3 separate regions of the Homo sapiens genome follow, and all the other regions are linked to region 1. Evidence: chromatin contacts called from ENCODE Hi-C or POLR2A ChIA-PET data. All regions are on one chromosome and are shown on one strand. The core of a region is the stretch at or near the end of the contact, and the rest is flanking DNA. Distances in the headings are between cores, read along the strand shown.

What was found. A loop is a pair of places that touch in the nucleus more often than their neighbours do. ChIA-PET counts read pairs that join two places held with the same protein, here RNA polymerase II (POLR2A). Pooled maps may share reads with other maps.
Region 2: a pooled map shows a loop between it and region 1 (4-fold over the local background). The contact joins the promoter of MRPS9 here to the enhancer-like site in region 1. A Hi-C loop is called at or near these places in 2 of 168 maps with a recorded cell type or tissue (dorsolateral prefrontal cortex and posterior cingulate gyrus), 1 of 37 single-sample maps with no recorded cell type and 7 of 50 pooled maps. POLR2A ChIA-PET finds 5 or more read pairs at or near these places in 2 of 52 experiments (GM10248 and OCI-LY7).
Region 3: a map of head of caudate nucleus shows a loop between it and region 1 (4-fold over the local background). The contact joins the promoter of LINC01159 here to the enhancer-like site in region 1. A Hi-C loop is called at or near these places in 7 of 168 maps with a recorded cell type or tissue (DLD1, astrocyte of the cerebellum, dorsolateral prefrontal cortex and 3 more) and 6 of 50 pooled maps. POLR2A ChIA-PET finds 5 or more read pairs at or near these places in 2 of 52 experiments (H1 and OCI-LY7).

What each region holds. Positions count from the first base shown.
Region 1 is chr2:104,937,420-104,941,505 of GRCh38, forward strand. The region is part of intron 2 of MRPS9-AS2 (MRPS9 antisense RNA 2); the gene reads right to left. Among named protein-coding and RNA genes, the nearest start is that of DALIR, 32 kb to the left of the region's middle. Within about 2 kb of position 2,257, at least 3 of the 41 ENCODE cell types and tissues checked have a DNase peak (open chromatin) inside an H3K27ac peak, as active enhancers do.
Region 2 is chr2:105,036,159-105,040,244 of GRCh38, forward strand. MRPS9 (mitochondrial ribosomal protein S9) reads left to right here and starts at 1,911. Exons shown (of 11, transcript NM_182640.3): 1 at 1,911-2,069. The coding sequence starts at 1,935. It overlaps MRPS9-AS2 (MRPS9 antisense RNA 2), which reads right to left and starts at 2,338. Exons shown (of 3, transcript NR_110603.1): 1 at 2,296-2,338. RefSeq lists enhancers at 1,318-1,527, 1,548-1,597, 1,648-1,697, 1,868-2,197, 1,951-2,893.
Region 3 is chr2:104,870,418-104,874,503 of GRCh38, forward strand. LINC01159 (long intergenic non-protein coding RNA 1159) reads right to left here and starts at 2,178. Exons shown (of 2, transcript NR_110373.1): 1 at 1,829-2,178. It also overlaps a transcript of POU3F3 not described here. RefSeq lists an enhancer at 1,859-2,584 and a silencer at 2,890-2,999.

The sequences.
Region 1 (4,086 bases), core at 1,007-3,506:
AAACATAGAAGACTAGGCCAGCTGCTGGAAGGTTATTTTAAATAAAGTATTTTTTAAAATTTTATATTGCAAACTTTCCATGGGTGAGGGATGAGAGTATCAACCCATTTCCAAATATAAAGGGCGAGGACTTTTGCTCAAAGATTAGAAATCTTATCATGTGATTTTAAAACCAGTGCAGAATATGTTTTCTGGAAAGAAAGTGGGACATAAAGAGCAGATAGAAATTGTACAAAAGTTGTGCATTTAATAAGTATATTTTCCAAATATTAGTTGATGAGGAATATATCATTTTCAATTTGGGTTTTAAATTATTTACTGTGGTTAGAAGTGCAATGTGGCCATAATAGAATCCTAAAGAATATGACCAAACTTGACATCCTGAGAGTGGAAGCCCCATGACAATCTCAACACCAAGGTCAGAGGATGATTTATTGAGAAAGGATCAGTCCCTGGAAAAGGTGACAATTCAGAAAAAAATAGAGGTGCTTGAAATTTTGAGCTTAAATTCCTAGAAGTGTGAATTTATCTGGTTTCTTCTAACTAATCTTTTTCAATAAGCCAGTGGACCACAGTTTTTTGCTTATTGTAAGTACATTTATTTGTTTATTATAATTAAATCTATTGACTGATGGAAATTACACAGTGAAGACATATATTATATGTATGATTAAAATGTTTAATATTTTTTAAAGTTAAGAATTGTCAGCAAGAATATATTTTTTTAAATTCCTGAATGGAAAATAAGTCCAAAAAATAGTATTTGGACTGAAGGCTCACAGAATATCTCTCATTTTTAAAAGTTCTAAGGATGTATCTGTTGCAAGGTTTCCCAGCACATTCTTAGGGGTGACATGACTGTACGGTGTTTCGGTTCTGAGCTGTTCTCACATGCACACTTCATCACAAGCCAACTGGGAGGGGTGCGGGAGGGTTGTGTGCGTTGGGCTTACTTTTTTTTGCCCTGTTCCAAATTTATATGCATGAATCTAAATTTTTAACCAAATCTTTGTTCTCTTTCCTCTTGAGGCTGCTTCACACTCCTGCCTACGCACCCAGCTGCACCCAGATAGCTCTTCCTCCCTCCCCACCCTGACAGCCTGCACCGCTGCTCAGCTACAGGGTGAGACTTAATGGAGCTGAGCAGAGCATTTCCTAGCGAGCTTCCTGCAGAGCAGTCAGCCAAGACTGGGAAAGGCCCACCACCAAACACCAGGAGCCAGGGGAAAATCAGAGGGCCAGCCCGCTGCAGGGGCAGCCTCCAGAAAGCGTCTTGCTGTCATTTAAGGGTATTAGTTTGATACCTTTAGGAAGGCTTTGGGTTTCTCTAAAACATGGCCACTGTCTCATTCATATAGCTCTGTGAGGATGCCTATATTCAGTATCTGGGCTAAGCTGACCCACCAACTCCATTGAGTTGCGAATTTCTAGCATGAATGCCTAGCCTCAGAAAAGTAAGAAATTCTGCTGTGTGTCTTCATATGTATTTTTATTTTTACTTTATTACTACTGTTATTATTTTTAGAGACAGTGCCTTGTTCTGTTGCCCCAGCTGGAGTCCTGTGGCAATATCCTAGCTCACTGCAGCCTCAAACTCCTGGGCTCAGGTGATTCTCCCGCCTCAGCCTCCTGAGTAGCTAGGACTACAGGTGTACCACCGTGCCTGGCTGATTTTTCATTATTTTAGAGATAGGGATCTCATTACGTTGGCTAGGCTGGACTCAAACGCCTGGTCCCAAGCGGTCCTCCTGCCTTGGCCTCCAAAAGTGCTGGGGCTACAGGCATGAGCCACTGCACCCACCCTCCCTGAGTATATTTTTAAATACAGGGTTTCATATCTTCAACATAGCCCCTAAATTAAAGCAATGATTATAACAATCGCACAGCAACTAAAGCCAGTGTTCTGATGGTTTTATTTGAAAAGCACCATTCTCTACAAATGGAAGCTGATCAATAAAAAATATACATATATTTGAGAGAAAAGCCCACCCTGTCCTCAGGAAAAGCAACCCGTAGAGAGTGGGCAATTTCAGATTGATTTATGAACTGGGAAAGTATTTCTGATTTTGTTTTAATTTTTTCTTTGGCCAAACTGGTCAGGAGGTGATGAAGACTGACTTCCCAGCCCTTTGCTGCCAAATCTTAACTGCCTGAAAACTTACAGAAATGCTTGATTAAAACTAGAATAAAAATCTCCAGTTGCCTTCAGCAAACCACAGCACAAGGGTGGGAAAACCAGTGCCAGGTTGCAGTTTAAGTATAGTCACTTGGCGCCTGCTGAAAGTACTGCTCCCTTCCTGTTTAATAATTAATTCAACTTTAAAGCCCCAAGGATCTGGACTCAGCACCAGTTTCACAAAGCAGTACAGAAACAAAATGCTTCCAGAACTGGAGGGGGGGATAGAGGAAGAAAGAATCTAACATTTCAAGAAACATCACCACATGGGGCCGGCAAGCAGGGGGTGGGGTTTGGAGGTGGAAAGATCCAGGGTGGAGAAATTCAAAATAAAATAAATACACACAAAAGCAAGGTTATTCACGGCCACTGGCACTAGGACTGGGAGCGGCATGGCGAGCCGGAAGTCATCCATTTGGGAGGCAGGCTGGTGCCTGCAGGCTAGTGGGGCCGAGAGGGTAATGGGCTCAGTCTCTGGAAAAGGAGACCCAGCCTTGCTCTTCAGCAGTGGCCTCTGCTCATTAGTCAGAGCATCGTGCTGGAAAAGGCATCCAAGGTGGGCAGTCATCCTTGCTTTCGCGCTCCTCTCCCTCCACCCCACCCCACCCGCACAATTCACCCTCCAGGGGAAGGGCCGGAGAATGCCCGATGTGAGGGCGAAAAACAAGCAAGTTCCCAGGCTTAAATATTCAGTTACAGAAGTTAACACCCAACATAGCAGCAGATAACTGCAAAAATGTGTCCCCGCATCCAGTGGGGCACCTGCACTGTGCTTTGTGGTTTTTCTAAGTCGTTTGCTTTCTCTAAGCTGGTGAGTCCAGCCAGAAAGGTGATGCACTGCAGATGCTGAAAACAGGCAGAAGCTGCTTAAAAGCTTATCAAATCTCGTATCGCACACAAGATAGGAGGGGGAATGTGTCCAGAACGACTGCAGCAGGCCCACCTCCAACCTCACAATTCAATATGAAACCACATGGACTATTCTTCTGTACTCCAGGAAACCTAAGTATCCCAAAGCATTGCCAAGAGATGGTCTCACCAGAAATGAACAGATTAATTAAACAAAACGAAGGCCCGAGTGGCCAAGGGAAAGAGGAAAGCTATTTAACCCAAATTGTATTTACTTTTTGCTTATTTTTATTATTATAAAGAGTCATGGGATAGAACACTCACACATATCCCCTGAGATTCCAGTTGGGTATTTTGAAATCGACATTCACATAATTAACTGGTTGAGTTGGACAAATAATGACCTGAATATTTTCCGTAATCCTTAAAAATGGATGTTTTTATTACTCTGCAATTGTTAAAACTATATGAATTTTCTTTATATTTTACTTCATACATACATTAGTTATAAAACATTTAAAGTACATTTACTTTGTATGTTTCCCTCCACTGCAGATTGATGGTGTTGCCTTAAAACTGTAACAGCTGTATTTTAAAAATAGGATTTTGTATTCCTCTTGACTGAGTTCTTAAAACTATGCCAAATTCAAGTTTGAAACTAGTTTCCAGTTATTAAACAATTTCAAAACCAGAAGGTCAATATGTTTTTCTCTATTTTTGAGGTAGTGAATGTCTAGCTGCTGCTTTTTATTTTTCAATTTCAAGTTTGGTTTCAAGCTCATGCCCCTGTTTTCTTACAAAGCTCATAGTCCCAGACAGTGAATCCTTCCTCACAGTAACATCTTCCTTTGTGATGAGAATAATTATCTATCAGCGTATCTTTTTAAAATAATAAATTTGGGTATTTCTAGGAGGCAGTGCGTTGTCATGGAAACACCGTTGGACTATGAACCAAGCCAGCCTCTGGGCTGGTCCAGCACTAGCTGTACATCCTGGCAAGTTACAAACCCAAGAACACACCCCTGGGTGTCAGTGTGTACCGCTGCTAAAGGAGGAGTTCT
Region 2 (4,086 bases), core at 661-3,160, 98 kb after region 1:
TACTCGGGAGGCTGAGGCAGGAGAATCGCTTGAACCCGGGAGGCAGAAGGTGCAGTGAGCCGAGATCACATCACTGCACTGCAGCCTGGACGACAAGAGCGAACTTCCATCTCAAAATAAATAAAATAAATAAATAAATAAAGTCTTGATTCCCAAATGCTAGTTTATCCATCCGTTGACAAAAAGAGTCGAACTCTGTAAAATATTTTGAAGAGATTTATTCTGAGACAAATATGAGTGATCATGGCCCATGACACAGTCCTCAGCAGGTCCTGAGAATTTGTGCCCAAGGTGGTCAGGGCGCAACTTGATTTTATACATTTTAGGGAGGCATGAGACATCAATCAAACACATTTAAGAAATACATTGGTTTGGTCCAGAAAGACCTGGGACTGATAGAAAGGGAATGTTCAGTTTAAGATAAAGATTGTGGAGACCAAAGTTCTCTGTAAGTCTTACAGTGGCTGCCCTTAGAGACAATGGATGACAAATGTTTCCTATTCAGATCTTAGTTAATCTCTTTAGGATTGGGAGGGTCTGGAAGAAAAAGATCTAGCTATGTTAATACAGATTCTTTACAGATGCATATCCCACCCCTCCAAGGACAGCTTTGCAGGGCCATTTCAAGATATGGCAAAGAAACATGTTTTGGGGTAAAATATTTTGATTTTCTTCCTTGTCTTGTAATGTTATGCCAGAGTCAGGTTGGAAAGTAAGTCACCATATATAGGGTTAAGTAAAACCCATCTAATAAGAATTTATGATTTGTAGGGCATGACTCCCCAAATCCTGTAGATAGGAATCTTGGGCAAGATAAAAAAATCAGAGTTTAGTCCTCCGACCTCTGCCAATTTCTCAAGATATCTTTTGCTAGTCTAAAAGCTAATAACAAAAAGAACAACAGGATGAGCATTTTATACAAGTAAATGTATTCCATTTAAAAGATTTTTCTTTATTGTGAAATTCTGCCATTCTACCTTTTTAATGCTAAAAAGTTCTGTTTCGTGAAATGATGGTGATAGTAGACGGCATTTATTTGCTTGACAACTTTGTATGATCTCAGATTTTCTGTGTGTTTTACTTTTACTGACCCTTCAAATCTAAGTGTGTGTAAACCCTTTTAAAGTGCGTTACTACATCATTTAGTATGTGTTTCGTAGAAAGCAACCTGGGAGTTAACTGCCAGGAGCACGCAAGTTTCAGAAAGCAAGACATACTCATCTCTATTCAACAATTAATCAGTTCTGATTGGGTTTCAAGTAAGGCTTAGTACCAACGCTTAGGGAGGGGCGTGCAAAAACGAGAAAGGTAGTGTTTGACCTTACCGGTTTAAGGTTTATCCTGTGCATTATACAGTTAAGAAACAACGCAGGAGAGTGCCAGGGAACCGAGAGGGGCTTGACAGTTGCTGCAGGAGAGTCTTGACTTGGAACCAGACGAACGTGGAAAGTTAGAGGAGGGGAAAACCCCTACTAGGATAAGGCAGACAGGAATCAAGGCTTGGAGCGCATCTGGGGCCCCGGCCGCCCTGCCCAGGTGGAGGAAGAGCCGGCTCGAGGTGCAGCAAGGGGGCTGGGAAGGAAGGGCTGGCTAAAGCGCCACGTGGATGTGAGTGCCAAAGAGACTAGGAGAGCGTGGAAGTGAGTCCCGAAGAGACTGAGTTCAGGACGTGAAGAGAAAGAGGCCGAGAAAAACGACCCACCAGCGATCCTTCTTGAGGTCGACACCGAGCAGGGGTGGAGTCGGATACGCCCCGCGGACACCATGCACCCAATCAGCGACGAGCTGTCGCGGATCGCGGGACACGCCCCCTGATCCAAAGGCCCGAGAAGCTCTTGCACAGGACAGCCTCTGGAACCCCGCGCCATTAGCGCCTGCGCCGTCTCTAGGCCCCGCCCCCTCACCCCTCCGGTCCTGGAGCTCCCACAGCTAACATGGCGGCGCCCTGTGTGTCCTACGGCGGAGCAGTTTCGTACCGGCTTCTTCTCTGGGGTAGGGGTAGCCTCGCCCGGAAGCAAGGCCTCTGGAAAACCGCGGCCCCTGAGTTGCAAACAAATGTCAGATCCCAGGTAAGGCCTGGGAAGACTGGAAGCGGCTTACCTCTGCCGCGCGAGGATGTGGAGCCAGCGCGGACACCTTCCCCCAGCGTCTCGCGTGCCTTCAGGCAGGGACTCTAGGATCTTAGGTATTTAGTGGAGGTCTGAGGTTGGGGGGGAGGAGGTGGGTATTGGCGTGCAGTAGCCGCTCTAGAGGTTGTTACTTGTTTTTTTGCGGGGTGCAGCGAGGGGAACTTACCTGAAGGTAGAAGTGGAGCGACCTCCTCCTTCATTTGGCTGCTGAGCTAAGTAAGGGTCGGTGCCTAGGTCTGTGTTGGGTCCAGTCCTACCCTGCCCTGCTGTCTAGGGAGGAGGAGGGCCGCGCCAGAGAAGAATGATGGGAATTGGATTCCTGCAGGTGCCTGGAAGACAATGGAGAAAGTCACGTTGTGTAGAGGACAGTGACTTTTTGAAAGTGCCTTCAATATGCGCAATTTCTGGCTTCTTAATTTTCCCGAATCCCCCTCTATGGAAAGATGCAGGCCAGAACTTGTACGTTTCGTTTAATCCAGGGAGAAGTGGGGAGTCAACAGCTGGATGGCTGATGATGCCAGTTTACTGACATGCGATCTCAGAGCAGGAAAAAGATTTGAGAGGGAAGAAACGAGTTTAGTATGGGATTATGTTTTTAGGCATCTGGGATTTCCAGTAGGTCTACGGATAGTCAAGTGTATAGCTCAGGAGGAGAACTGATTTCGAAATGCCCTGTTACCTTGTAAATGGTAACTGAGGCCTTGTAAACAAATTAAATTACCTAGGGAGAGTGTACTGAGGAGTAGGCAGAGGGACAGGGCCCTGAAGGACAAATAAGAAATAAGAGGCCTCAAGAGATTGAGAATGAGGGACCAAAGAAGCAGGAGAGAAACCAGCCAGTGTGGTGTCATGGAAAACAGGTGAATGTTTCAAGGAGGGAGAGTGATAACAAGTACCAATTATTGCAGGAAAGTCAAATACCATACTTTAAAAACTATATTTAAAAAAAAAAACATCTTTTTGTATGTTCTTTCCTTTATATTTTAATCTAGATCAACCAGTCCATTCTATCTATTCATGTGGACATTTGTTTTTTTTTTTTTTCTTACTGGAAAATGTGCTAGAAATTTTTATTTTTTCATGCATCTCTTTGAGTATATCTTTGCTACATACGCATGATTATGAGAGGGACTATATCATACAGAGTATTTTTATTGTTGACATTTAATGTATGTATTGGGGGATGGCTAACTTTCTGTCCCTCCTGGTATCTATTCTTCTATGTTTTTTCCATGTTCTTATAATCATGCATAAACATACATGCACAGGTGTACTTTACAAAAAATGGTACCATATTTGATTGCATTTTACTTTCTGCTTTTCTCTTGTACATATGCAGTATATTGTAAAGTAGAAATCCTTCAGGGTCCCCTATTATGTTTTTAAAAGCATTTTTAACTGCTGCATACTATTCCATGATAAGAATATATCAAAGTTAATGTAACAATTGATGGACATTTGCTTTGTTTCTACTTTCTTTGCACTAATAAAGTTTCAGTAAACATCTGGTCTAGTTCTTAAGTACTGGTTTAGTAAAATGGATGAAGAATGATTTCTCCTGTTACTTTAATTTTCATCTCCTTGACCATTCTTGAAACAACCTCTTTCCCCCATATGGCAAATGTTTACTGAGCACTTTACCTGAGCCAGGCACTGTGAAGTAAACAATTTAAAGTCAAACAATTACAAGATAGTATCCACCCTTAGCACTCTTAAGGGATGGTCCTGAAATGGCTGAATCCCCAGATTCCTGAATACTACTACAGCATATATTTTACCACATTAAGTACAGCTCAGATATAACTGAAACACTTAGCTGACCCCCCTTTAGATTCTTATGATTGCATACATATACCTAAAGACATTGATAAAGCTTTTTTTTTTATCGTGGTGCAGAGCTTATCTGTCTTAAACATTAACATTTTTTCACTTCTGCCTCCAACATTAATAGATAGAT
Region 3 (4,086 bases), core at 928-3,427, 67 kb before region 1:
TTTCTGCCATGCAGCCTGGGCATTTCCATACCAGCCCGGTAAACACATCAGAACCAGATGCTGCTGCTGCTGCTGTAGGCTTCTACCTAGGAGGAAGGTGAAGGGGAAATATCCCAAGCCAGGGACTTGAAGTTCATTGTTCCAAACACTCCTTGTGTCCTGAAGAGCTAAACTATGGGACAATGAGCAGAGATGACCTACATCAAGATGAACTGCTGGCTCCTCCAAGTGCCCAGCTGCCTAGCCTGCCTGCTTCATGGTGACTAAAGAATCCCTACTAACTGCCCCCTCCTTTCTTCTCATGGACTGCAGCAGAAATTTATTCCCTTCCTCCCTCCAGGCCTCTTCCTCCTATCCCAGAATGAACAGGGACTTCCATTTGGGATAAGAAGGGGTGTCAATCAAGAGGCAAGGAGGGTTGGCAAATCATCTTCAGTAATAAATAAACCCAGCTACACAGTAGCCTTTACACCAATATACCGTTCTCAGTAACCTTTTCTTTTCAGTCACTTAGCTTATGACAAGCTAAAGGCATTTCAACCCATGAGCAAAAAGAAAATTCAAAACATAGGCCCAATTCCTTCTTTCTCTTTGCTGCCTGGGTTCCCCATTCTTCATTTCCTCACCTTCCAAACATCCCAATAGCCATTACCCCATCTGAAGAATTAAAACACTTGTTCCTTAAAATCGTCTAGGGTCTGCCGGATTATCAGAGTAATTGAAGACAGAAAGCACCCCTGCTCCATCCCAATTCTGCATCCAAACCAAGTACCATATATTGTGTAACCACCATCATCAGTTACACTTTGCGTAACTTGGCAGAGCCAGAAAGGAAGACTCCATTATTTACCAGCAGTAGCAATAAACTTTCTGAGAAAAATAAGTTCAACATTGACCATGAATACCTACTGGAGAACTCTTTGAAAACATTACCTGTTTTTTTTTAACCTCCTATTTTGGGGAAGGAGTGCGGTAAAAATATTAGGTAGCAGAATTTTAAAACAGCTTGATTACCTCATTTGGGTTTGGAGTCCTCAACTCCAGTCATTAGTAATAAAGTCATTAATAGTCATAATTGGTATTTAATTGCTTGATCTGATTGGTGCTTTATTCCTGATTCCATTTAGTTTCATGGAGAGGTACAGGTGGTGCAGTCAGTAAACGGAAGCCAGCCATTTGCAGGCAACTTTTCAAGCATAAGGGAAAGTACTTTTGTTATATTTGCAGACATGTGTCTCACACATTTCCCCCCTGCTTTTGGTAAACTATCTAAGAATAAACATTACAGATCTGGGCTTTAATTTCTCCAGATGGGATCATAAAGTACCTAGGAGGTGTGTGTGTATATATATGTGATATAGAATTGAGGTCACATGGCTGCTGTTCACACTGCAAGTCAAAAAGAAACTCAATGCTCAATGCGAACGCAGAAAGAACTCAACAACTGAACCGCCAGTGGAATCCAGTATCTGGGCAAGTTCACTTTATTCCTTCGCAGGAAGAGGGTCAGCGACGGCCAGCGAAAGTTTCCCCCGCTCTTTGAAGAGGGAGGTGACAAGACCTGCCAGACCTTCCCACGCGCGGGCCGCCTGGGTTCTGGGGCTTTCGTGACGTCTTCCCTCATCGCGCTCCCCACCCCCGAACACACACACACAGACACACACACACACACACTCTTCCTTGCTCGGGAAACTTGGCTTCAACCTGGCTCCCCCTTTCAAAACCCCCTGGAGAACTTCCCCTGCAGGGATGCCCTGCGCCCGCCGGCTGCGCCCTCCCTCTCCTCAGCCCTGCTCCTCCTGTCCGCTCCCCGGCGTTCTGGACTCACCCGGCACGGTCCTTCCATTCCACATACAGACAGGAAACCGGCCTCTTCGGGACAACATTTGAAACCACATTTTATCAACATCATCAAAGACCAGAGCACACACTTCGGGCTCTGAGCTCTGGAGCCCGCTTCTTGCAGAAAACCGGGTATGGGGGAAGGGCTGCAGGGGCGAGAAATCCTGCTTCCAACTGCGATTTCAGCTTTCTTATGGAAATGAACGCGACGGCCCGTTCGCCCCGAGCCTCCCTCCCGTTCCCAGCCCCTCTTCAGCTTACCCTTTCCTCCCGCTAACCCCCGCCCTCCCGGTCCCCGAGTTCCCGCGGCGGCCAGGCTGGTGGGGACGCACTCGCTCTGCGCCCGGGTCTCGGCGCGCGCGGAAACCCAGGCCGCGGGCTCCCCTCCGCCCCGCCGGCCCGCGTGCAGCATTAAATATTCATAGGGATGCTACTTTCTTAAAGGAGAACCTACCGCGCGGGAAAGTTCACAGCCAAGGAGAGGCACAAAAGAAGGTCTCCGCGCTGGTTCTCAAGGGCGAGGAGACGCATCCCTTCTTGACAGTGCGCCTCCAGACTGGCATTAAGGAGAGGACTAGGGAATGGGATCACCTATCGTCAAGTCACTTATTTTAGAGGGGTTTGGAGAAGAGGTGAACTTGGTGGTGGAGAGAAAGCGCGCTCCCTAATCACCTGTTAAACAGTTATTTTAAAATTAGCTGTCGCATCTGACGCCCTAGGGTCCCCAAGGGCCTTTTCATAAGGGAGTCTGTTTAACTTCACTGGCTTTGGGAGCGAGAAAGTTTGCCCTTTGTTTCTGGAAACACGCCCACGCAGTACGCTTAGGTAACCTTACACTGAACAATTTCCTTGGAGCGGCTAAAACCGCAACAACCAAACTTGCACCTGCGCCATTCTCTTAAAAACAGGGCAGCGGCTGTGAGCGCTGGGCCGGTAAGTAAGGGCAGAGAAAGGGGCTGTCGTGTGCGTCCCAGCTCTCCGACCCGCACGTCCGGGACCCCTTTCCGCCCGCGCACCGCGGTCACTTGCAGCCGGCGCTGGCTGCTTGAGCCCGCGGCCGGGTCGCCCGGCTTCTCTCCGGGAGAGTGGCCAGGGCCTAGGCGCTCGCTCAAGAGGGAGAGCGAAGGGAAAAGAAGAAAGTTCTCCGCCGGCCGCGCGCAGCTCCTCCCGTGAGCGCGCCCCAGCCCTGGGCCGGCCCGACCCGACCCGCGACGGGGCCACGCGTAGTGCCAGGCAACTCCTGTGCCCTGTGGCCAGCCCCGCGCGCGCACTCGCACTCACACACACTCATACTCACACCCCACGGTTCTTTTTGTTCCGGGCCAGGAGCACTTTCACAAGTGGTTAGAAAGTCTTGGGCGCCATCTAACGGGAGCAGCAAAAAGTTGACGCTGGGTGGAGGTTAGGCCCGACAGGAGCCCAGGATGGGCGGAGGAGATCCTCTCTCCCACTCTCTGCACTCCTGGGTCTTGACCCCCTGCTTCCCAATTACCACCACCAAAAACATACACACACACTCGAGAACTGAGGGGCCTCCGGAAACCTCCTTGCCCAGGGCCTGAGGGCAGCCCTGACTGCCCGCTCGGGGACCCTCCCCTGAGCCCCAGCCTTGCATGCCTTCGGGCGTTCCCTAAGGCGCACAGAAGAGGAAGGATCGTTTTGCGCCTGTCTTAATACGGACCCGGTGTCATGCAAGCTCTCGCTGGTTTTCCTTTGGCCTGTGATGGAAAGTCCGAAGAGGCCCGAGGCAGGCGCACCTGCTTCTGGAAAGGAACAGCCACGCAATTAAGGAGTCTGCAGCCAGAGGGGCTTTTAGAGGAGAGAGAGGGAGTTCAAAGAGGATAATGGCAAGGAAGCAATTGAGGACTTGGTCCAGCAGTGGCCCCAGGAGAGCTGAAACCTGCGGGTCTCCTGGGAGGAAGGGGTAGTGTCCTGAAGAACTGTCCTGGGGATTGGGAGCTGCTGTTTGGAGGACCATGACCAGTGGTGAAGCCCAGGAGAGACCTCTGGAGAGGACAAAGGAAGTTGGACACAGGACAAAGGCACCGGAGGGACTCACCCATCCAGAGGGACTGGAGCTTGAGGAGGCGCAGGCCTCCCCGCCAGGGTTCCCAGCCACCGTGAGAGCCAGTGGTCATGGGAGGTAATCGGGAACATGCACTCCTGTTGGATTAGGAGAACTGGGTGGAGTCTGAGAAGCTAGCAGAATGGGAGTGCCCCTGGCCAGATGTGAAAGCAGGAGAA